2 separate regions of the Homo sapiens genome follow, and region 2 is linked to region 1. A link is a loop called in an ENCODE intact Hi-C map of the cell type or tissue named here. Cell type or tissue: MCF 10A. All regions are shown on one strand. Links, peaks and the distances in the headings refer to the core of each region. The heading gives the core; the rest is flanking DNA.

Region 1 (10,685 bases), core at 2,258-7,257:
ATGTGGTTGAGTAGAGACTGCTCCTATCAGGGAAGGTCACAGAAAGGTCCCACTTAAATTACTAGTTGAGTCCGCTATATTTTGTATGAAATACATACATAAAAAGTATGAAAACAGCCTCTTCTTTTGCATAACCTTTGAGAATTTCCCCGATCAAATCCTGCAGCTGGGTGAGCAACTCCCTGGCTCGACTCTGTGTGGCCTCCAGGTCCAGGGACCAAGTTTTCCCCAGGCTTCCTTGCAGCAGCTTTCTCCCTCCTTCATGGCTGACCTGCACCTCTCCCCTCCATGGGGGGAAGGTAGGAGTATGAGCTCAGTGCTGGAAGCTGCTGTTCTGGGAGAGTTGCTTGTGCCACAGGAGTCAAATGAACTTTTCCCCACGAGGCCGGCCCCTCTGCTGATGCTGTGTTTGTAAAACCAGTAAAGGTTTTCCTTTTGTGAAAGAGAGAGAGAGATATCCCTTGAACAACTGGAACCTTTTAAGCCTGGGCTATGGTTTTGTTTGGGGTATTTGGTGGTGTGGGGGTGGGACTGTCTTTCTCATTATTAAACCAGAAAAACCTGCATATGGACTCAGCAATGAAGAGTGATTTTGTTCTTGGGAAAATGTAGCAGCCTTCAAGTTAGTAACTTGGGCTCTTCTGGGCACCTCCACTGCCGCACCTGGCCTGGTGGATTTGCGCTCAGATAGAGCAAAGGCAGGGCTGGGCTACAGATGTCTTGTGCAGACGGGGAGGGGCGGCCCCAACACTGCTTAGTGTAAGTGTCATCTCAGAAGCAGAGCTTCTAGGTGGAACATCCAAGGGCACCTTGAGACGTGAGACGGTTGATCCATCACAGTTGTGATATGTCAGTGAGTACACACTCCAGGTTCAGGGACTGTCACCTTGGGAGGTGATTGAGACTGAATTCAAAACAATGAATCGATACTGACATGGAAGAATAGTTTGGCAAGAAGGCTTGGAACTGCTCTGCACCAAATTTGTAATGCCAGTGAAGAAGCCAGTCCTTGGCTTCCCCAGCCTCCACCTAACTTTGCTGGTCCTTCCTATTCTCCAGCCTGCCTTCAGGTGCTCAGCACCTTCATTTAGTAATTGATTCATTCATGCAGTCACTTGTATTCGTTCTCTCTCCTCATTTGCTCTCAGGAAAGGCTATCAGTCATCTATGCCAGGATATATTAAAGTCAAACTCCTTGACACAGGATATTGTACTTTAATCTTCATAGCTGTATGAAAAACCCAGTCCTCTGATTATGTAAGAAATTTGTCCTAGGAGGTTGAGAAGCCAGGAAAAGATGAGGGAGGAGAGTGTGCTTTAGGGAACAGACCATTTCCCCTGCCTTGCTGTCTGGGTTTGCACCCCAGAGAAGAAACACAAAGCACAGGTACAAGGGGAAAATGGATGGCCAGTGGTGAAGAGAAATTGCTCTAACACTTGGTTGAACTCAAGTCCAAATACGACAGGGACAGGTAGGGATTTACAGCTGGTGGAGTAAGGGAAAGGATGGAAAATTACCAAGAGGGCTTAGTTTGGTGTAGGGGGTGGGGAACTTGATTAGACTTCTAGGTGGAGGAAGAGACACTTGATTGGATATCAAGAGTGGAGGATCCTGGATAAATTGGCTTCTCAGGATTCTTTGCTAAAACTGGGCCCAGTAGACCAAGGATTAGGCCCTGCAAAGCAGAGGGCTCAAAAAAGCCTGACTAAAATTTGTTCAAATCTCTGTCACCAGGTACTCATAGGACAGGGAGTGTCTGTGAGGCCTGACACACAGTCACTAAGGATGCTGGCGTGGCCTTGGGCCTGCCGTGATTGCTTGCTGGTGCTTCATGCATAGTAAAGATGGTCAAATCCCTGAGACCTAGAAGAGACTTCCTGCCTCGCACGGCATTCCTCAGCCAGGCTTTGGAAGGAAGATGAAGCCAGACTCTGGTTGCTTGCGAACTCCAGGAGCACAAAGTCTCCCATCTCTGAGACCTTGGCCCAGGCGCAGCTCAGAAACTGAGTGTGGTGTCAGGTCACCTGCTCTCTAGGTTACAGAAAGCCCCAAACTGGCTCAAATAGTAGGGAAAATTATTTTTACACATTGCCAAGTCCATGAATAGGGCAGGCCCCAGGCTCAGAACCATCATCAGTATCAAGCGCCGGCTTCCTTCCACTCTATCATCCTTCGTGGGCCAGCTTAGCCTTCCAGCTGGACCGTGCAGAGTCACTCACAGACCCACATCCAAGGAAAAAGACTATCTCTTCAGAATCCTTCTTAGCACTCCTCACATTTCACTGGCCAGGGTAGTCTACCGGCTCCTTCCCGAACCAATCGTTGTCATGGAAGTGGGATTTCAGGAGTGTCTTTGATTAATCGTTAGGAGTGAAGTGGAGGCTCCAGAGTCAACCCCTGCATCCTCCACATGTGCTACTTTGAGTCCACTTGAGTTGAATTGAATTCTGGGCCACAGAGTTGAGTGTTAATGGGCTGAAAGATAATTAAGGTGTTTTCTACATCTTGGAGTGAGAACAAGAGCACGCATGTGCCCTGGCACCAAAGGGACACAGAGCTTGGCATATTTCCTAGGAATTCTCCAGGGTGTGGGGAGAGGGAGGACCAAGCTCCCAGGCCCTGCCCCTCAAGGGCTATGAGTGCCAAGCCTGTGTGTGAGCACCTGGCCAGCTTTCTGTTTGAGAAGACATCATCTGGGGGGCCAGAGGGGACATCGGGGCATGTCACAGAAGCAGTTGTCGTGGCTCTCTTGCCTCAGTGAGGACGTGGTCTTGAGATCTGTGTCTACCTTTCTCTCCCCAATGCCCCTTCTTTGGACAGTGTCTGTGATGGACTCAGGTGAGGTCAGATGGTTTTTGAAAGCAGATGGCCCCCACTTGCTGCCTGAGACCATTGTTTACTTCTCATATCATGGCTGGCAGCAGGGCCTGTGCTTGGCAGGACTCTTCCTCTAAACCTGCATAGGCCTAGAGCTTGTCTCATCCTTGCTGAGAGCCAGGAGGTTCTGAGGTGTGGTTGTGAGAATGTGTAGTTATTTTCTTATTTAAACATCCTAGGTCTCGGTCTTTTCTTTTTAAATGTGTTGGGGGAGTAAAGTTCTCAAATGAAGATAACTTATGAGACTTATTACGCAGGCTGATCAAATGGCATGATAAATCATATAAATGGTATAAAATGCTTTGATATGAATAGCAGAATAGTGAATAAGGATGAAGCATCCAACCCTTCTCCAAGGTCACTGGAGTGAAAAATATCTTATTGGGCGCCCCAGATATGTCCAGTCAGTCAGCAACAGAGCCTAGCTTGTAACTTCCGTAGAATTTCTTTGCTAATTCGGAGGGTTTGTTTGTTTGTTTGTTTGTTTGTTTAGGGAGTAAAAATCAAATTTGCATTCATCCCAGGATGTTTCAAGGACAGATTTACAGCAACAAACATTGGTGAACTAAAACTGGGAGATTGCACTGTAGAGTTAGGATATGGAACAGAAAAATGTTTAAAGCTCCAGTAAACTACCTAGAAATGTAATTAAGTCCCTTGCAAGAGGCCAAAATGCCAAAAATGTGACAGTCACCCTGTTCTTGAAGAACCACTTCTGGAGGTAATCAGTCTGTTATGACAGGGGAGGATGGATGGAGGCCCCAATATTGTGTCGTGGATTGAAACCCATGCTAGTTAGGGTATTGTCCCTTTAGATTGGCAATTTTAATATCAGAGCCACATTGACAGATGGAATTTGAGTAAGTGATTTGTGCAAGCAGTCCACAACTCACAAGAGAGTTTTGCTCCCAGCAGTTTAGCATTAGGCAGTCATCTAGACCTTTGAAAACAAAAATGCATTTTTTTCCACAGGAGTATTCTCCTGAATGTGGTTTGACTTCTGCACTAGTGTCCAAAACTTTATTTAACCTTCAATGTTGCTAAAAACTACTTTATACATACAATTAATATCATGGAATCCAATGTTATAAGAAAAATTGTAGCACTGAAAGGGAAATTGTTCCTTTATTTTCTCTTGCTTGGCGTAACCTGAAGGAAACAGATTTAACTGAAAGAGGATGAGAAGTTAGCCTCAGAGCATGCAAGAGTTGGAAGGCGTTTGAGCCAGAGCTCAATTCAAGCCCTTGTTTATCAAACGAGGAAACTGAGACTCAGAGAAATTTGGTGTTTGGCCCAAAGTCACACAGCCAGCAGTGTGACTAGCATTCAGGCCTGCCCTGACCCAGTGAATACTCCCTGTAGAAAGTTTCCAAAGAGACAATCAGATCCCCTAGGTAGCGTTGGGCCCCACTGGAAAGTCGACTTTTTTTCAGTTTCACTATAAAACATGCCCTGTTACTTCTTAAAACGGAGATGAGGCTTGCGACTATTAGGCTTCTCTAGGAATAGAGCCCTGGAGCTCATAGACAGAAAGAAAAGAAATGTGTGTTCATGCGAGAAGCAATGATAAGGTGAAACTAACTGAGCTGGAAACTGCAAAAGACCAGGAGCAGAAAATGTGTGGTCCCTGCAAGGAGGAGCGGGGACCCCAAAATCAGATGGCGGACAGACAGCTGCACACTAGGTGGCGCTGTCATCCCCCCGGTGGCTTGGTTGCTGCCCTTGGAAAGAGCACTGGGGAAGGTGTTACCGGTGGAGGGTGTCCAGGTTCTCGGTGTCTTGAACAAAGAATTGGACAAAACGCACAAAGCAAGAATGAAGTAACATAAGCAGAGATGTACTGAAAATGAAAGTACACTCCACAGTGTGGGAGCGGGCCTGAGCATAGGGCCTGAAGGGCCCCGTTACAGAATTTATGGGGGCTTAAATACCCTCTAGAGGATTCCATTGGTTACTTGGTTTACACCCTATTTAAATGAAGAGGATGAAGTAAAGTTACAAAGTCATTTACTCGGCGTACACCCTATGGGGAGGATATTTCCTTTCGTAGCTGAAGTGTGAATCAGCCTCATGTGTTTCCTGCCTCCAGATCCTATTTTCCTACCTCAAAGGAGGACCCTGTGTCCATGACAGGGGCAGGGGGAGAGTGTGGCATGATTCTTTGCCTAGGGAAAGGGGAGGGTGGTGAGACACACAGCTCACTAGTCCAGTGTGGATAAGCCAGAGTTCATCAAAGATAACCCAAAACTCAGCGCCACAGCATTTCACTTCCCAAAGCCTGAGTTGACGCTTATGGTCTCCTGTTCTCCCATGAGAGAGGTAGCCTTGGCCCCCACAGCCTCTTTCCTCTCCTGTGTGACCCCATTGCCTCAGACTACAAACTGCTGGAGGACAAGGACTGTCTGTTTGGTTTTGCTTTGTTGTTAATTCTCCACAGTCTCCTCTGCAGATGTTTGATAATATCTGCTAATTGAATATTTAATTTACTCAACTCTAAGGTAGATTTTTGAGAGCAAAACAATTTTTAAAAAAACATTATTTTATATTGACACTTGAAGTTCTAAATAAGTGGGTTTTTTTTAACCTGGAATTAAAAAAATCTAATCCTCGTCATATTTAATTGTCCTAAATACTGAGTGACTCTTGGTATGCTATTAATTCCACATGCAGACTCTTCATGGGTGGTGGCTGATGGGGGCTTCCCTCTCCACTGCTTTGGAGGAAGGGCTGCCCTGCACGGACCCCAGGGTGGTGGAAAGGGAAAGCACTCTCGGGGACTGTCGGTGGGTTTGCTTTGCTCTTTGTTTTTAGCCTCAGAATAAACATATGTGCCCTTTGCTTCAGCCTCTCAGGCCCAAGGAAATGGGGAAAAACAGTGGAATCTCTGCAGTTTCTGGAAGACTGCTGGCTGAAAGCTTCCCGAGAGCCTTCAGCCCCACACATGCCCTCCTGCTTCCAGAGGCAGGTGGGGTCTGTTGGAGGTGGGGGCAGTGACACCATACCTCTAAGGCAGAGGTCTGAGCCATCCATCAGCACCAGCCTGACTTTCAGAGGCCATGGGAGCTGGGGTGTCTAATGTCCGCTGCGCCTCTCCTCCGTCCCCGTCTACAACAGGTGTGTGTGCACCCTACCCCCTGCTGCTCCAGAGCTCCTGGAGGATGTGATGGGGCCTTCACAGGAGGCTGTCCAAGCCAACGCTTGAAACAATCTAAAAGGTTGCAGGTTTTACAGCACTCAATCCTTCCCTCCTCCTCTCCCACCTTGTGTTTGGTGATAATACTCCCACAGACAACAGTGATGCCAGTGCTTGTGTCTGTGAGGCCCTGGTAACTGGAAAACAGTTGCCCATCATCTGGGGGCATTCCCATGAGGCCAGGCCATCCCCAGTCCACAGATGGGACCCAGGCCCAGAGAGGACATGTGGCTTGCCAGATGCAGAAGGACGGGGATTCCAACCCCAGGGCACCTCTCTGGCATTCCCATTAAGGAAGCCTATTCTCTCCTCATGAAATACATGGGATGAGATGCTGCCTTGGCCAATGCCAGACCTAACTTCAATTTGGGATGAAGACAGAGAACGGGGAGGAAGGAGGCTCACTACCCAAGGAGGTGAGCTGATGGCATCCCTGTTTCTTCCTGGGCATACACAGCTGGGATTGTAAAACCCAAGGCAGATATTTCAAGGCTGCCATTACCATTTTCTGAAGGACAAAATCATTCTTTTTTATTAATACATAAATAACTTTTTTCTTGAGCAGGCCCAAAGAAATGAAACACAGATGGTGATAATGTTGAAAATGTTTACCTATTTCCTCTCTGAGGACATCAGATTAGCCTTTTCTGTGGGCGGAATGTGTAATCTGCTGGAAGACAATATCATCCTTTTGATCTTAAAATACATTTTTCATATCTTTGCCGCAAAAGCTGATTATTATCATGACATTTTTAAACAATGACTGTTCACTGCGCAGAATGGGAAAGGAAAGTTCAGCTGAACGTATAGATAGATAGATGCTTGTCGGAGGCCAGGCTATGGGAATGAATTTTCCTGTGTTTCTTCTGCCTGGTGACATTTGACATTAACCCCTTCCTCCCGGACTCGGTCTTGTGCACTAATTGGAATCTGATGCTCAGCTGTAGGAATTGGCTGCTCCTCATTTACATGCAGAGACCATTGATTAATGGCCTCATCCACTCCTTCCAAGGTCACTGTGTTCCCTTTTCTTCTGGAAGTTAAAGAATGCTTGATTAAATGGCAGAAGCAGATTGAATGGGGAAATGTATGGGGAAGGGCTTTGTTACACCAAGTGGGGCAATGCAGACTTGAGATGCTGACGACTCCTTTGTAGGTGGAGCCCATCAGTGCAAATGACACAGGCAGCTGAGAAGCGTTTGATTGGCCCCGCTGCCTTGGCTGGCTAACATGAAACTGACAATTCTAAGAGGCTCCTCTTCACAGCTCACTCGCATCCCTTCAGGGCTTCACAGCATTTCAAAGGAAAGGCATTGGATAAAGGAGAAAGCAGCAGAAGTGGAAAGGACACAGATTTCAAACATTCTGTTTCACATTGGCTACAGAGTTTTGTTTGTGCGGGGAAAGGGGTGAGTCTATGCATACCAGGTACCACCCACCTGTGTGCTCCAGAAGGCCCGTGATATCCTGCCCAGTTGCTGAAATCTATAAAATGTCAGGCCAGGTAGCAGCAGGGTGAAAGGCTGGAAGCAGCCAGCAAAGGAAAGGTTAACGTGCGCATGCTGTTTGCAGTTCCATGGCATGTGGCATCTTGCACAACCAGGCCATTTTGCAACCGAGTTAAAATTCCCCTGCAGCCACAGGGAGGGAATAGATAAATCATGAATGAATTGAAATTATATTTCCTTCTCTTAGCTTTCTTTTTTTCTTCTTCTTTTTTTTTTTCTTTCTCTATCTCCCCACTCCAGGAAAAATGTTACAGAAAATTATAGGTTGTAAATTCCACCCAGTGCATTTAGCTCCATCCTTGCTGAGGGTCAGAGGAATGGAATCTCACCAGTCATATTTCATGAGGTCTTTCAGCAAGTTCCTGTACTGTGTAGAGATCTGAAGGGCAAAAATTCAAAAAGTCAGCAGGGCACAAATGGACCAGAGGTAGGAAGCAGACAGGTTTCCTGGGGCATCCTCTGGGTGCAGCCAGGCTGTGTGTGCTCCCAGCTCTTCTCAACTCAGAACCATTCATGTCACAGATAGTTGGGGGCTCGTTCCTATGCTGGGGCAAAACCATAGTGAAGAAAATTGCATGCTTATGTGGTGTGTTACTTGTGCTTCAGGGTTTTTTGTTTTGTTTTGTTTTGTTTTGTTTTGTTTTTTTAAGTACAACTTTGTATGATGTGCCTTGACCATTGACAAGTCTTCAGAAAAAAAGGAAAGAAAGAAAGCTTCATACTATTGGGTCCTAACCCAAAGTGCCAGTGACCACCAAGGGCTGTTGGCCTCAGCAGGGAAAGCCTGTGTCTGGGTCTTGAAGGCAGTGTAGGCAGCAGGCAGAGAATCAGCTGGTTTTCCCCCTCCCTAAGCTGGACTAATGCGTAAGCTACACTGAAGAAAGGGGAGGGTGACCATCCCCCAAAAGCAGGGCTCACTAGCCAAGTGTGTAACCCAGAGCACATCAAAGCTAAAGCAAAAAGTAGAAGCCAAAGCTATCACAAGGCCTAAGTTGGCGTCCAGTCCGAGCATGGCCCACTTGTTGTCTCAGGACGGCCAGCTTCACAGCCAGTGGGCTTCATCTCCACCCACCAGGAGGTTTGGGCTAGGGTGTGTGTATGTGCATGTGTGAGTCAGTGAATGATGTGCTGCAGAAATCAGAGATACAGAAGGACCCTGAGGAGCTCCTCCAAGAGTCCCTGGGGTCCTAATATAACCAGGACATTATGCCCAAAAGACTGATCCACATGGCTGAGGCTCTTTACAGGAAATACCTGCATTGCTAACTTACTATCCCCAGAACGCCCTCCCCTGCCTTACACGTAGCAAGTAGAACTTGCTGATGACAAGACACTACGAGAGCTGGGAACCTAGAAGTATTCGGCGACTGTCAGACCTCCAGGAGCCTCCCTGTGGGTTCAGAGGGAGCATGCACATGAACTTCTGGGTGCTAGCCCAGGCTGGAGGCATTCCCTTCCTGGCAAGGGAGCAGGAGGCCAGCACAGGTTTGCAGAAGTCCATGTCCTCAGGCTGTGGTGGAGTGTGGGCACCAGGCCAGGAGTCTTGTTCATAATTCCATGTCACCAACCCTTTGCCTTTTGACCATTCACTTCTCTTCTAAGACCTTAAGTATCATTTTGCTCTTGAAGCCTCCTTGAATATGGTCTTGAGCTGACATAAAACTTCCCTTGGGATTTTCCTTCTTTTCTCTCCATCTAGACATTTCTCTTTTGCAGGCCTCTTTCAAAGACCCTCTCTTGTCAGCTTCAGCTGGCTAAGTCTGCATGCCTGGGCCTTTCTAGCAGGTATTTGAAAACGCAATCAATGTATGTTAAGAAATGTAATCAATGAGGTACACATATATATATATATATGCTTAAAAAACAAATTTATTTTATCTTTTGCTGTGTTATCGGTAGCAGTTGCAATGTTTTACCTTCGCCCAGAAGTTACTATGCCAGAAATGCTCTCATTCATTCTTATGGGTTCAGCGTTTCCTTGCCTATTATTTTCTTGGGAAATAAAAATACCTCTCAAGATAATTGCCCAGCATTTTCATAGGATGAGTTTGTCCTTTTTCTAAAGCAGGAAGGCTAGGAAGTACCAAGAAGAGGAGCCTGGGTAGATGAAGGAATAAAGAGGAGGAAATCTAAACATGGGGAGATTACTGAATGTGCCATGTGCACCTCTCCCTCTCCACTCTTCCTCAACTCAACCACAAACCTCCCAAGGCAGGGGCCACGTCTCCCTCATCTCTCTACCCTCCTCCTTTAGTATGGAGCCTGACACTCATGCCTTCATTTAACCAACCCATGTTGAGTGAGGGCTACTCTGCACCAAGTACTGGGCTGGGAGTGGGGCACCGAGTCAACAAGACAAGGCCCTGCCCTCAAGGCGATCTCAGTTTGTGAAGGAGATTGTCAACAGAGAAAACTCTAAAATGAAATGCCATGAGGAGACCCCTGTGATAGGAGAGAATGCTTTAGGAGCCCACACATCTTGGGGTCTCAGAAATTGCAGGCCTGGTCTGGTTGCTGAGGGACCACCCCCCACAGAAAAGAAAAAGAGCCTTCAAGCCCCAGAGGGTGACTGGCAAACTTTGTGTGGTATTCAGAACAGACAAATTCTAGGTCAACAGAATGTGGGTGGTGGCTTATCACAGAGCGGGGCAGCCATCGTGACTCGCGCTCGGCTGCCTCATGAATTCCCTTCAAATGTTCCCAGCTAACGTGTGATTCCATGGTGAGAGAAATGCCGCCTTTGAGGGCAGAGATATTTTCCTTTCTTGACAAATAGTTTCTATGTCCAGGCAGCCATCTGCCACCTCTGTGAGCTTATGAGATCCAGCGACTGCTGCTGAAGGTTCAGATTCAGGATTGATGCCGAAGTTGTGTGTGGAGGAAGGGGTATCGCTGGTGCAAACCCACCATTCAGAAAAAATTAAAATCCAGCACCCTTCCAGCTGAAGCTTGTCCAGGATTTCCTTGCCAAGTTTCATTTTTAAAAGCTCTGCAACTTTACTCAGATGTAGGTATTTTTGCTTTGTACTCAGATTTTCACCAAACTGATATATCATTAAACCTTTGTTTTTACAATACATGCTTTATTGCAAAACCAATTTCAACA
Region 2 (10,685 bases), core at 2,989-7,988, 170 kb after region 1:
GTCATTGCCTGCGGTTACCCAGTAGACCAAAAATTCCAACCCATGCATGATGGCTCCAGCACTCCATCAGCACATCTGATGAGGCCACCTGCCACCCACGAGTCCCACCGAGCCTTGGCTTGAGGACAGGTGGGAGCACCCTCCTCTGCCCCTGGAACCCTGGGGCTCACACATTCCATCTTTGTGCCTGATTTAATCATGAAAACCAAGTGTTCTCTTCTTATTCAGGAGGTTGATTCTTCCTCTGTCTGGCAGGGATGTTGTAATAACCAATTAATACGCATTTGCAAAATGCTTTGAGATCCTGCACGTAGGATACCATTTGTGCAAAATCAGTTTTTTTGGTAACACTATTTGACATGAAAAATTGTCCTTTTTTCTCCTGTAGAGAGCTTTTTTTCAAAATGCCTTCCATCAAAGGGTGCAATTATGAACTCTGGAAGACTTCCTGATACCATCAAGGTAGGCAGGTACTCCCTGCCCATGTGACCTTAGAGGTGCCCCCTCAGAACCTACACCTGAGGCTGCAGTGTGCCCACCAGCCCCAGCCCCCAAGGCAGGCCTGCAGGTGAAAAGTGCTTAGCCCTGGAGGCAGTGTGCGGTCATTCACACAAATACTTCCTGGCAGGAGCTGTTCTAGGCTGCAGAAATTCAACAGGTTTCAACACAGACAAAAACTCTTGCCCTCACGGAACTTGTATTACAGGGAGGAGACACAGATAAACAACAATGGATGCGTAGATTACAACGTGGGTAGTACTTTTGAGAACAGCAACACAGAGGGCAGGGTAGGGCAGGGCAGGGCAGGGGTGGGCAAAATTAAATACGATAGCCCAGGGAAAGCCTCATCCAGAGGGGCTATGTGAGCCAGGTGTTGAAGGGGTGAGGGCACTCGCCACGCAGTCACTGGGGGAAGATGTGTCCTAGCCCCCTAGGTAAAAATAGGTCTGATGGTAGGAGTGGTATGGGAAGCTGGGGGCAGGGTCAAAGGTCCTGGGGGCCCCTGGAAGCTAACCTAAGCACTTTTGTTTTCACAATGGGTGAAACTAGATTATTGGAGGGCTTCAAGTCGAGAAGGGATGTGATCTGACTTTATATTTTAAAGGAAGCACTTTGGCTGCTGTTTTGAGAAAAGACTGTTACAGGGCAAAAGTAGGAGCATGTAGACAAGTTAGGAGGCTGTTGCAATAATTCAGCTAATGGGCACGATGGTGGTGAGGAGAGGCTGGATCATGGGTATATTCTGAAGGGCGGTGCCAAAGAGATTTGCTGATGAGTTGCATGTGGTTATTAGAAAAGAAAGGAGTCCAGGATAACTCCAGGGTTTTGGGCATGAGGACTGGAAGGATGGAGTTGCCATTAACTGAGACAGAGGAGACCATGGGTGGAGGAGGTTTGGGAGGGAAGATCAGGAGTTAATTTGGGGGCATACTGAGTTTGAGATGCTATCAGACATTCAAGTGGCAGTGTTGAACAGGCAGTTGGATAGACGAGGAGAGGGCTAGGCTGAAGATGGAAACTTGGAAACCCTTAGCATACTGACAGCATTTAAAGCTCTGAGTTGGATGAGATCACTGAGTAGGTGAATGTGGATAGAGAAGAGAAGCCAAGACAGAGCCCTAAGAGCCTCTGATGGGAAGAGGTCAGGAAGAGGAGTGGGAGCCCCAAAAGAGAATGAGAGGAAGATGCCAGAGTGGTGGGAGGAAACCCAGGCAAGTGCAATGTCCTAGGAGCCAAGAGAAGAGTGAGTCAGGAAGCGGTCAGCTGTCCCAAGTGCTGAAAGCTCAGTTAAGATGAGGACAAAGAAAAGAGACTTGTATTAGTCATTTGGAGGTCTTCGGCTTGAAAGGCAGTTTCCACGCAGTGGGATGGGAGAGGGTACAAAAGTCTCATTGGATTGGGTTTAAGATGGAGTGGGAAGAAAGGAACTGGAGAAACTAAATGAAGATAAATCTTCTGAGGAGTTTTGCAGCAAAGAACAGAATAGGGCAGTAGCTAAAAGGATAGCAGGGCCAAGAAGGCTTTTGCAAACACACGTGAGCAACCGGCATGTCTGTGGATGAGCAGAGTCAAGTAGAAAGGGGAAACTGAGGCTGTGGAAGGAAGAGGCAGTACAACCAGATGACTTCTTTGAGTAGGCGAGGGGAGGTGGAATCCAGGGCCCAGGTTGGGGATTGTCTTAGATGGATGGGCGGCAGACCCAGTTAACAGGAAAGAAGCCTGAGAGTGTGAACCGACAGAGATGGGTGGGTCGGTGTGGTGGGTGCGTGTGCAGACGTCTGTTTTCTCAGTGAATCAGGAAGCAAGGTCATGGCTGAGCGTGAGGATAAGGGAAGAGATGTGGAAGTCTGAGGAGGGAGAAGAAGGTCGGGAACGATTGTGTAGGAGAGTGAAAGAGGGACAGATGCAGAGGAGGCGGAGTGATCTTTGGGCAGCTTTCGGGACCCACTTGAGGGCCCTAGTCCTGAATCCAAAGTGAGACTAGTCAGCAGGGTGGCCGTTTCCCCAGCATGTTCAGCTACCCGGGTATAAGCAGACAGCACCCAGACAGATTTCACCAGGGCTGGAGGGTTGTCAAGAGAGGGTAAGGGAATTGAGTGTGTGCAACAGTATCATTCCAGTGATTTAAATTCCATGGAATTCCATGGTAAGGAGGAAGCAACATCACCACAGGTGACAGGCATACAGTTGGTCAGTAGATTCCCGGTGGGGCTGAAGAATTCTTGGAGTCTGGATACCAGACAGAATAAACCAGAAGAGATGGGAGGTGATCAGAGAGTAGGATGCCTGTAGATATGAGTTTTCAGGCTGCTATAATTTGTAATGACAGTGTCTGGACTCCAGGATATGGCCACCTGTAAGGTGGAGAGTTGGCAGGTAATCAACTTGGATGTTTAAATCACCTGGCACTTACACAGGTGGCATATAAGGGAGACTGCTGTTAGCCATAGGCTACAACACAGGAAATGGGGTGGGGCATAACCCAGAGTCAGCAGGTGACTGCAGCAAAGAGGGGCGGTGGGTGGCACGTGGAGCATGCACGGGGGTTTCCCTTTCTCCCTGAGAGCAGGTTCTCTGAGGCAGGGTCTCTTTTTATGCCCATTTTACAGAAGAGGAACGGAGGCATCAAAAAGTTGCACGTGGTGGTAGAGATGAAACTCAAATCAGGGGATGTCCTCCAAAATTAACACCCTGGACACCACACAGAGTACCTTCCAACACAGACAGGTTGACCATGAGTAAGATTTGGTCCCTGGCCCCAGGGAGTCCACTCTTCTATGGGAAAACAAGACGTGTGCAAAAACAAGGCAAAAGGCTGTGGGACGGTTGCCAAAAGAACGCCATGGAAACTGAGAGGAGGGTGTAACACAGCTAAGCAAAATAATGCTATTAGTCTTCACAAAGGAGGGCACGATGGGATTTCACAGGCAGGTATGGGAGTGGGAAAAGGCATCCCAGTCAGAGGCAACAGCCTAAGCGTAAGAACAGATGGGAAGGCTCCAGACCATCTAATATGGCCAACTCGTCCCGTGCCATGGACAAATAAAAGAGAAGAAATGATGCAGGAGGGAGGGATTAGAACGATAACAGCAAGGGCGTGTGTTAGGGAGCTAAATGCAATCACACACAACCCCCAAATCTCAGGGGCTTAGTGCAATATTTATTAGTGCAAAGATTTGTTCTCCATTCCTGTAACAGCTCAAGGCTGGTGTTCAGTTTCTGTGCACACAGTGACATGGGGACTCGGACACCTTCAGGATGTGGTTCTTCCGTCTCCTGGGGCCTCAGATTCCTTTACTGGATGCTGCATCTGGCCGGTATACAGTAGGATGGAGAGAGTAGAGAGGCTTGCAGGAGCTGTTTTGGAGCCCAGCAAAGCCCTTGCACCCATCCCTCCTGACACATTCCACTGGCCAGAACTCAGTCATATGGATGCCTCAACTACAGGAAGAGCTGGGAAATGTAGTCCAGCTGTGTCCACAGGAGGGAATGGATGCAGGTTGAGGTGAACACAGAGCATTCTCTGCCAAAGACATGCAGGCCACAGAGTTTGGGCATGTCAAGGAAGCCAGGGAAGCATGGAGGGTGTGGTCAAAGTCAGTTTGAGGAGGACCGACCTGTAGACACCCACAGGGAAGAGTGAGGACTAGGAAACTCCAGAGACTGTAGAAGACCTGAACACAGATGCAAAAGTGGGAACAGAAAAGGGCACAAAAAGAAAGATGATTCTGGGAGGCTCTTGTGGCCCTTGCGTGGGGTGGCGGTTGGGAGAGAAGGAGCTGAACAGTGAAGACCATTCCGAGAGTTCGCCACAGGGCCAAGATGGCCGCCTGCCTCTCCTTCTTAGCTCTGGGGGTGCCGGAAGGCAGGGTCAGGCCCTGTGGAGATGGAGTGGCGGGAGGTGGCTGTGACGGTCCTCCGCAGTCCATAGCCTGGCCCCACAGAGGGGAGAAGAAAGGATCTCTTTTAATTTTCTTCTCAGGCCTCCACCTGACGAAGGAGAAATATCACCCAACATTGTTATCTCTCAGAAAATACTCTCTGGAATCATAAAAAGGGAAATACAGTGAAGCTAGACCACGAAGGCTGCCCCTTAAATCAGGAGCTTCTAAATTATCACAGTGGCGCTCTCTAATTCCTCGGAATGAAAACATTAAAGATGACAATGTCCCTTTAAATCAAATGCCCTGGGAGTTGCTGTAAAGAGTCAGTGGGCTTTTTTTTTTCCCTTGTGAGGATTTTTTTTTTGTCTCTTTTCACCTTATAATAAAATATAAATCATAACTTGTGGGGGCAGGCTCTACAGAGCAAGCTGTGAACATGGATTTTCTGAAAATGAAGGTTTTTTTTAATGGGAATCATCTCATCTCAGGAAGCATGAGAGTCTCAAATGATGAGTTTGCTACTTCACACTTTCTTTTTTTTTTTTTGATTCACAGGTGGGCCTCAGGCCTAGCTGTGGCACCACTGTGATGAATCATGATGGCACACCCCAGGAGGCCAGTGGGCTGACTCAACCCCTCCTGGAGCGGCCACTGTGCTCAAGCTGTGCGAGGTAGGGGCAGGGAGGCACAGCCTTGGGAGGTAGCATGTAGAGGCAGGAGGACTGGGGCCTGGAGGAAAGGGCATGGTTCACACCCCTTGGCCCCTTCCAGGCAGGCCTGGTGGTCTGAGCTCTTGTGCCACAAAGAGAACCCAGAGGCTAGTGCAGCCCCAGGAGGAAGGGTTGGGAGCCACGGGTCAGAGAAGGCTGCATGGCAAGGTGGACTTGTTTTCTGCATTCTGGTGTGGAAAAGGGGTCAGAGATGGAGAAAGAACTGGCGAGTTGACCCAGGCTCGGGAAGTACCAGGGCAGCACGACCCCAAGGGTCTGCCCTTGGTCTGCCACTCCCCTCTCTCTGCGATCCTCCATCTGCCAGTGCCCATCTCCATGGGCTGGGTGGAGACTCAAGGCCTGGCAGGGCCAAGTCTGGGAAGCTGCTGGACAGTTGTAACCAAGGTAGGAAAGCAGTCTCTGATATTTTAGAAAAGTGTTCAAGGCTTAGGTCTGAAATCGCAGGGCTTGCTGATTAAAACATGTACCCTATGGCCCACAGCCCTCTCCCCTCCCACTGAACTAGCCAAGCATCTTCAGAAAGGCTGGCTCTTCTCATCAACTCCATGGCCTTCATCCTGACCCCTGGCTTCCCTCTGTGCTCCGTCCACACCCTCCCCACCTCCCCTACACCTGTACAGGAACTGAGGCCTGCAACAGGTCACTCTTGCCCTGCGGTTGGCTTAGGCAGAGAACACTCCTATCTTTATCCAGTCTGACCTCTCTGCAGATCAGGCCCTCCGGACCTCTCCCTCCTTGAGACGCTCATTTGCTCTCCACCTTTTTGGCCACCTGTTCTCCATCTTATTTGAAAGTGAGCTCCTTTCCCCTGCCAGCCCCTTACACTTTCTTGGTAGAGAGCCAGGATGTAGGCATCTTAGGCCTTGTAAGCCATACAGTGTCTACCACAGCCACTGAACTCTGACATTGCAACGTGAGGCAGCTGTAGATAAAATGTAAACAAATGAATGTGTCTGTGTTCCAGTAAAACCTGATTTACAAAAACAGATGGAGGGCCTGTCTGAGACACTCAGGTGCGCTGCTCCCCTCAATTTACTCTGCCCTGGGGAGGGTCTTGTCCCACCCACGCCTCCAGACATGAGGTTTCCAGCACCAGGTCTTCAGAAGTCCCTAAGGTCCAAGGGGACCAAGAGGTCCAAGGGTCATTACTTAGAGGCACCACACACTTAGTGTGACTCAACGGCCCGCTCTTCCCCCAAACTCCCCTCCCCTCCTGTGTCTCCTGTCTCACCAACATACTTTCCCCCTTCCCATTGTACTTCTTTTGTAATCGGATTGTTAAGTGCTTCCAAGTGGGCGGTTGAGTCTTTGAGAGCTGCACGTGACCTTGAGCGCAGGCTCAGGAGATGGGTGGGGAGTCGGAGACGGAGGCTCTAGGGAGACTGAGGGGCTGGGAGATGCGGCACAAGAGTGGGAAGCCCAGCACTGCGGACTCACTGGGCTCGATCTCCTCCCTGACGGGCTGGCCAGCATTCAGCTGTATTGTCATTTCAGTGGGGTCCCACAGGGGGTCATGTTGAAAAGAAGCAGCCCACATTGCAGGCGAGGGACCGCGGGCCAAAGGCAGGTGGCCTGGAGCCATGGGCCCCTGTCTGCCGGCCTGTCCATCCCCAAGTGTGCTGAGGTCACTGAGCTGAGGGCAGTGCTTAGAGCCATCCAAGAGGGCTCCAGGGGCGGGGACTGTGTTGGAGGCCACATGCCACCCTCTGCTGTGGTTCCTGCTTTACCTCATCCTAGGAGACCACACAGCCTAGGCATAATGCCTAGAGCTAAAATTCAGGGGCTTCAGATAGCCATGTCATAATCCACAGACCCAGTGGAAAGTACAACTCCCTGGGGCCCCAGTCGCCCGTGTGGGACCCCTCCCCAAGGCTGCTGGCCTGCTGGGAAGCAGGGATGCCAGATGAAGAGGGAAGACCCAGGCTGGAAGCTTTGCCTTATCTCCATGCCACAGAGGCTCAAGGACTCCCCGATGGCCCTCACAGGAGCTCTGCCCCCAGCTCCATTTTCCTCATTCGCCCAGTGCTGGCGGCAGAGGGCATCAGCAGAGGTGCAGGCATTGCGAGTGCCCTCTGATGCAGCTCCAAACATTCTGTTCACTTAGAGCAGCAAACAGTCTCACCTGTCTCCTGCTCATCATGGGTACATAAAATTCCCTGTTGTTTATTCACTCTCCTCCTCACAGTCCTGGATGGCAAGACACAGTAATTAATCATCAGGCTGCTTTTGCGAGGGGCCACACCCTGCTGGTGCTGCACCTGGGCAGCTGCCTAACAGATTGGCTGCCGAAGGTTTGTTCTGAGGCTGAATTCTTGATCTTGGCCACTCTCTCGGGGATGGAGAGCCATCAGCACCCACTTTGCACGCAGGCCTCACTCCCGGCACACTCTCAGAAAGGCCCTGGAATTTATTTTGCCCATTTGAATACAAATGCAATTGAGACAAGATTCTTTTTGTTTCAGAAGTCATTGCTTCATTTCTGTTTCTCGTCAAGTGAACTGACAGCCAAAGAGAGTTGAAATAAACAACTCTGTGCCTGGCTGAGCCAGATGAAATAAGTCCCCCCACCCATCACTGAGACATGGTACCATCAGGTTGTGTTACCAGTTAAGGGCTTGGTGCTGGTCTTTGGGCAGCTCTGGAGGCAGAATGTCAGGCTTTGGGCTACATCTGTGCCAGGACAGGCTGCAGGACTAGTCCCAGAGTTGGGCAAGCTGGAAGACAGGTGCCTACCACAGCAGGACACCTGCCCCTCTGCCCTGTGTCTTAGAGGCCTTTTCCTTCAGCATGGATCCTGGGGAAGGGAGACACATGCAGTCATTCATTCAGGAAGGGGAGAAAGTGGCAGCCAAGGCCCCACTCTCAGGAGCTCCTGACCCATCTAGGGAAGTGGGGCTCCCAGGCAAGAAGGAGGTATGTAAATATCAAGTGTTAAACCACAGGGTTGGGATGATAGGTGCTGTGGAACCATCTGGGCTTCCTGGAAGAAGATGGGCTTAGGCTGGATCTTGAAGAATGAAGGTGGGATATATTTGGACAGATAGAGAAGGAAAGGGCTCTACTTCAAGGCAAGAGAAAGGCTCAGAAGAAGGATTAGGAGTGGGGATTCAAGAATATAATTCCTTCAGTATTAAGTACCTGCTAAAGGTGGGCAGATCAATAGCGGGGCAGTTGGGGTTGTGACCTCATTTTCAGCTCTGCCCTGCTTTGCCCTGAGGCTCCAGACCTCGCAGCCCCCAAGGTTCCCACTGTTATCCCAGTTCCCAAGGGCAGCTGGGATCTGACCTTGCTCCTGAGAAATGCTGCATGAAAGAGGGGCATACACTCTGTGGAGCTCCCTTGCCCAAGGGCCTCCTCCAGGCCAGGCTGTGCCTCTGAGCCCAGGCTGCAGAGACGGGAGGATGGCACAGCACCACCTCTAGGGTATGGAGAGCAGCCTCTGACAGACCCTCACCTCAGTCTTTGTAGAAAGAGAGCAGACAGTTTTCCTGTAACCGAGGAATAATTCTCAAGGTGGACATGCGACCCAGAAAAATGGAGTGATGCTTAGTCCCCAGATGCCCCCTCCAGCGCTGTCCAGCTGTCCTGACAGGGGCTGCCACTCGGATAGGTCAGTCAAGCGAGGCCAGAGCCCTTTTCACAGGCACCTTGGGGCCTTGGGTCTACCTTCACTTTCCAGGACACAAAGGCTCTCCCTAGGCAGGCTCTGTCCCAGCATCCAGGGCCAAGGGGCTCAGGCAGAGGCTCTTTAAAAGCTTGGTGCTTCATCTTGATGAGTTTCTTGCTGGGGGCTCTGAGCATTGTGACTGTGACAGGTTTTGAGCCCCTCGTGGCTGGGCAGGGTCTGTGTTTGGTCTTGTGGGTACTGAATATGAAGCTGTTTCCAGATGAACAGCAACATCGCTCCAAACAGTTCAATTCAGTGAGCGGGCCAGGAGTGGGGCCTGGGCAGACCCAGACAGGCCTGGGAGGGGCAGGCAGCAGCCTCTCCCTGGCTGTGCTGCTGAGGGTGCCTGGGGCTCCCTGTCCCACCATGGGGGACCCCCGGGACAGAGGGGCCTCTACTACAGGGCCCCTGCAGCCTGTCTCCAAAACTCTCATCTAAGGCCTGCAGAGTCCGCAAAGCCCCACCCTCAGAAAGGTTAAGTCACTCACTCCCAGGGCTACCTAGTTAGTAAGAGGTGGGGCTGGAATACTCAAAATACATTAATCATTTTTTAAAATAATAATTGTTCTTTACTGAGGCATTACTTTGTGCCAGGCACTACGTTAAATCATTTATATTATATGTAGTTCAGTCCTCAAACAGGTACTATTAGTAACCCCAGTTTACAGATGAGATGACTGAGGTTGGGCAATAGCACAGCTGGGATTAAATCCAGGCAAGTCCAAGTCCAAAACAAACAGCCTTTCTCTGCTTTCCTGAGGCAGGAGATTGGGGATAAGGCATGAGGGAGAGATGCAGAGTGCTTGTGATGTGGCAGTCATGGAAGGCAGGCTCCCTGGAGGAGGTGGTGTTTGGCATTTGAATGGCATCCAGAAGGATGTGTGTGATTGGAGTAAAGGGCAGGAAGAACAGTGGGAGCAAAGAAAGACACTGAGGCTGGAGGACACAGAATACATTCAAGAAACGGCACTGCTGTCATCCTAGAGCAGAGTGCGGGCAGCAGGAGGCAGTGGGGACCACAGTGTCAGGTCAGTCAGACTATAGAGGCCTGGAATGAGAGGCCAAGAACAGCCATCCAAAGCTCTGGGCAGGGGAGAAGCAGATCCAGGGCTGAGCTGGTTGGGATGCCTATGCCTGCATCTTAGGAAATGAAATGACCCAACTGCGGCCTCCATCATAGGCCAGCACCCAGGTAGCATCCTGAGCCACTGCTGATTTAAGAGATGTGCATGCAGCTGTCATTCACAGACTCCCAGCAATAGTGTTCACCTCCTCGGTAGAATAGTCACCTACAAAGCATTTTTTTTTTTTTTTTTGAGATGGAGTCTCGCTCTGTCACCCAGGCTGGAGTGCAGTGGTGCGATCTCAGCTCACTGCAAGCCCCACCTCCTGGGTTCATGCCATTCTCCTGCCTCAGCCTCCCGAGTAGCTGGGACTACAGGCGCCCGCCACCACACCTGGCTAATTTTTTGTATTTTTAGTAGAGACGGAGTTTCACCATGTTAGCCAGGATGGTCTCGATCTCCTGACCTTGTGATCCACCCGCCTCAGCCTCCCAAAGTGCTGGAATTACAGGCGTGAGCCACCGCGTCCGGCCAACCTACAAAGCTTTAACACACTGAAAGCAGAGGATTTCTGCCTGAAAAGCACTGGTATTTGGACTTGTGAACATAAAGATGGGAATGCAACCAGGCAATGCAGGGGCTGCCTAGAGTCAAGGGTTTGTTTTTAAGTAAGAGAGACAGAATGATATTTACAATCAGTACTTCTCAAATTAGGTTTTCTTTTTATGGGATTGAAAATTCTCCATTCAAGCCCCATGGAGAGATGTGGTCTGAGGGCAGCATTGAGGCGATCAGTGTGTCTTAAAACTTCCAGACGCTCACAGACACTTAAAGTAAA

What was found. A loop is a pair of places that touch in the nucleus more often than their neighbours do. Peaks named below come from ENCODE experiments on the same cell type or tissue, not always from the same donor. Only the 100,000 strongest peaks of a DNase experiment are listed, where the experiment ranks them.
Region 2: a loop joins it to region 1, with 2.6 times the contacts of the local background. A loop is called at or near these places in 1 of 110 quality-filtered maps.

The regions. Positions count from the first base shown.
Region 1 is chr5:133,454,227-133,464,911 of GRCh38, reverse strand. The region is part of intron 3 of FSTL4 (follistatin like 4); the gene reads left to right. Among named protein-coding and RNA genes, the nearest start is that of MIR1289-2, 32 kb to the right of the region's middle. RefSeq lists an enhancer at 6,291-7,490. In MCF 10A, for the core only: a CTCF peak has its summit at 4,558 (motif pointing right); a DNase peak (open chromatin) is centred at 4,591.
Region 2 is chr5:133,286,802-133,297,486 of GRCh38, reverse strand. The region is part of intron 6 of FSTL4 (follistatin like 4); the gene reads left to right. Among named protein-coding and RNA genes, the nearest start is that of FSTL4-AS1, 36 kb to the right of the region's middle. In MCF 10A, for the core only: no CTCF peak of the experiment used is centred there; DNase peaks (open chromatin) are centred at 4,996 and 7,336.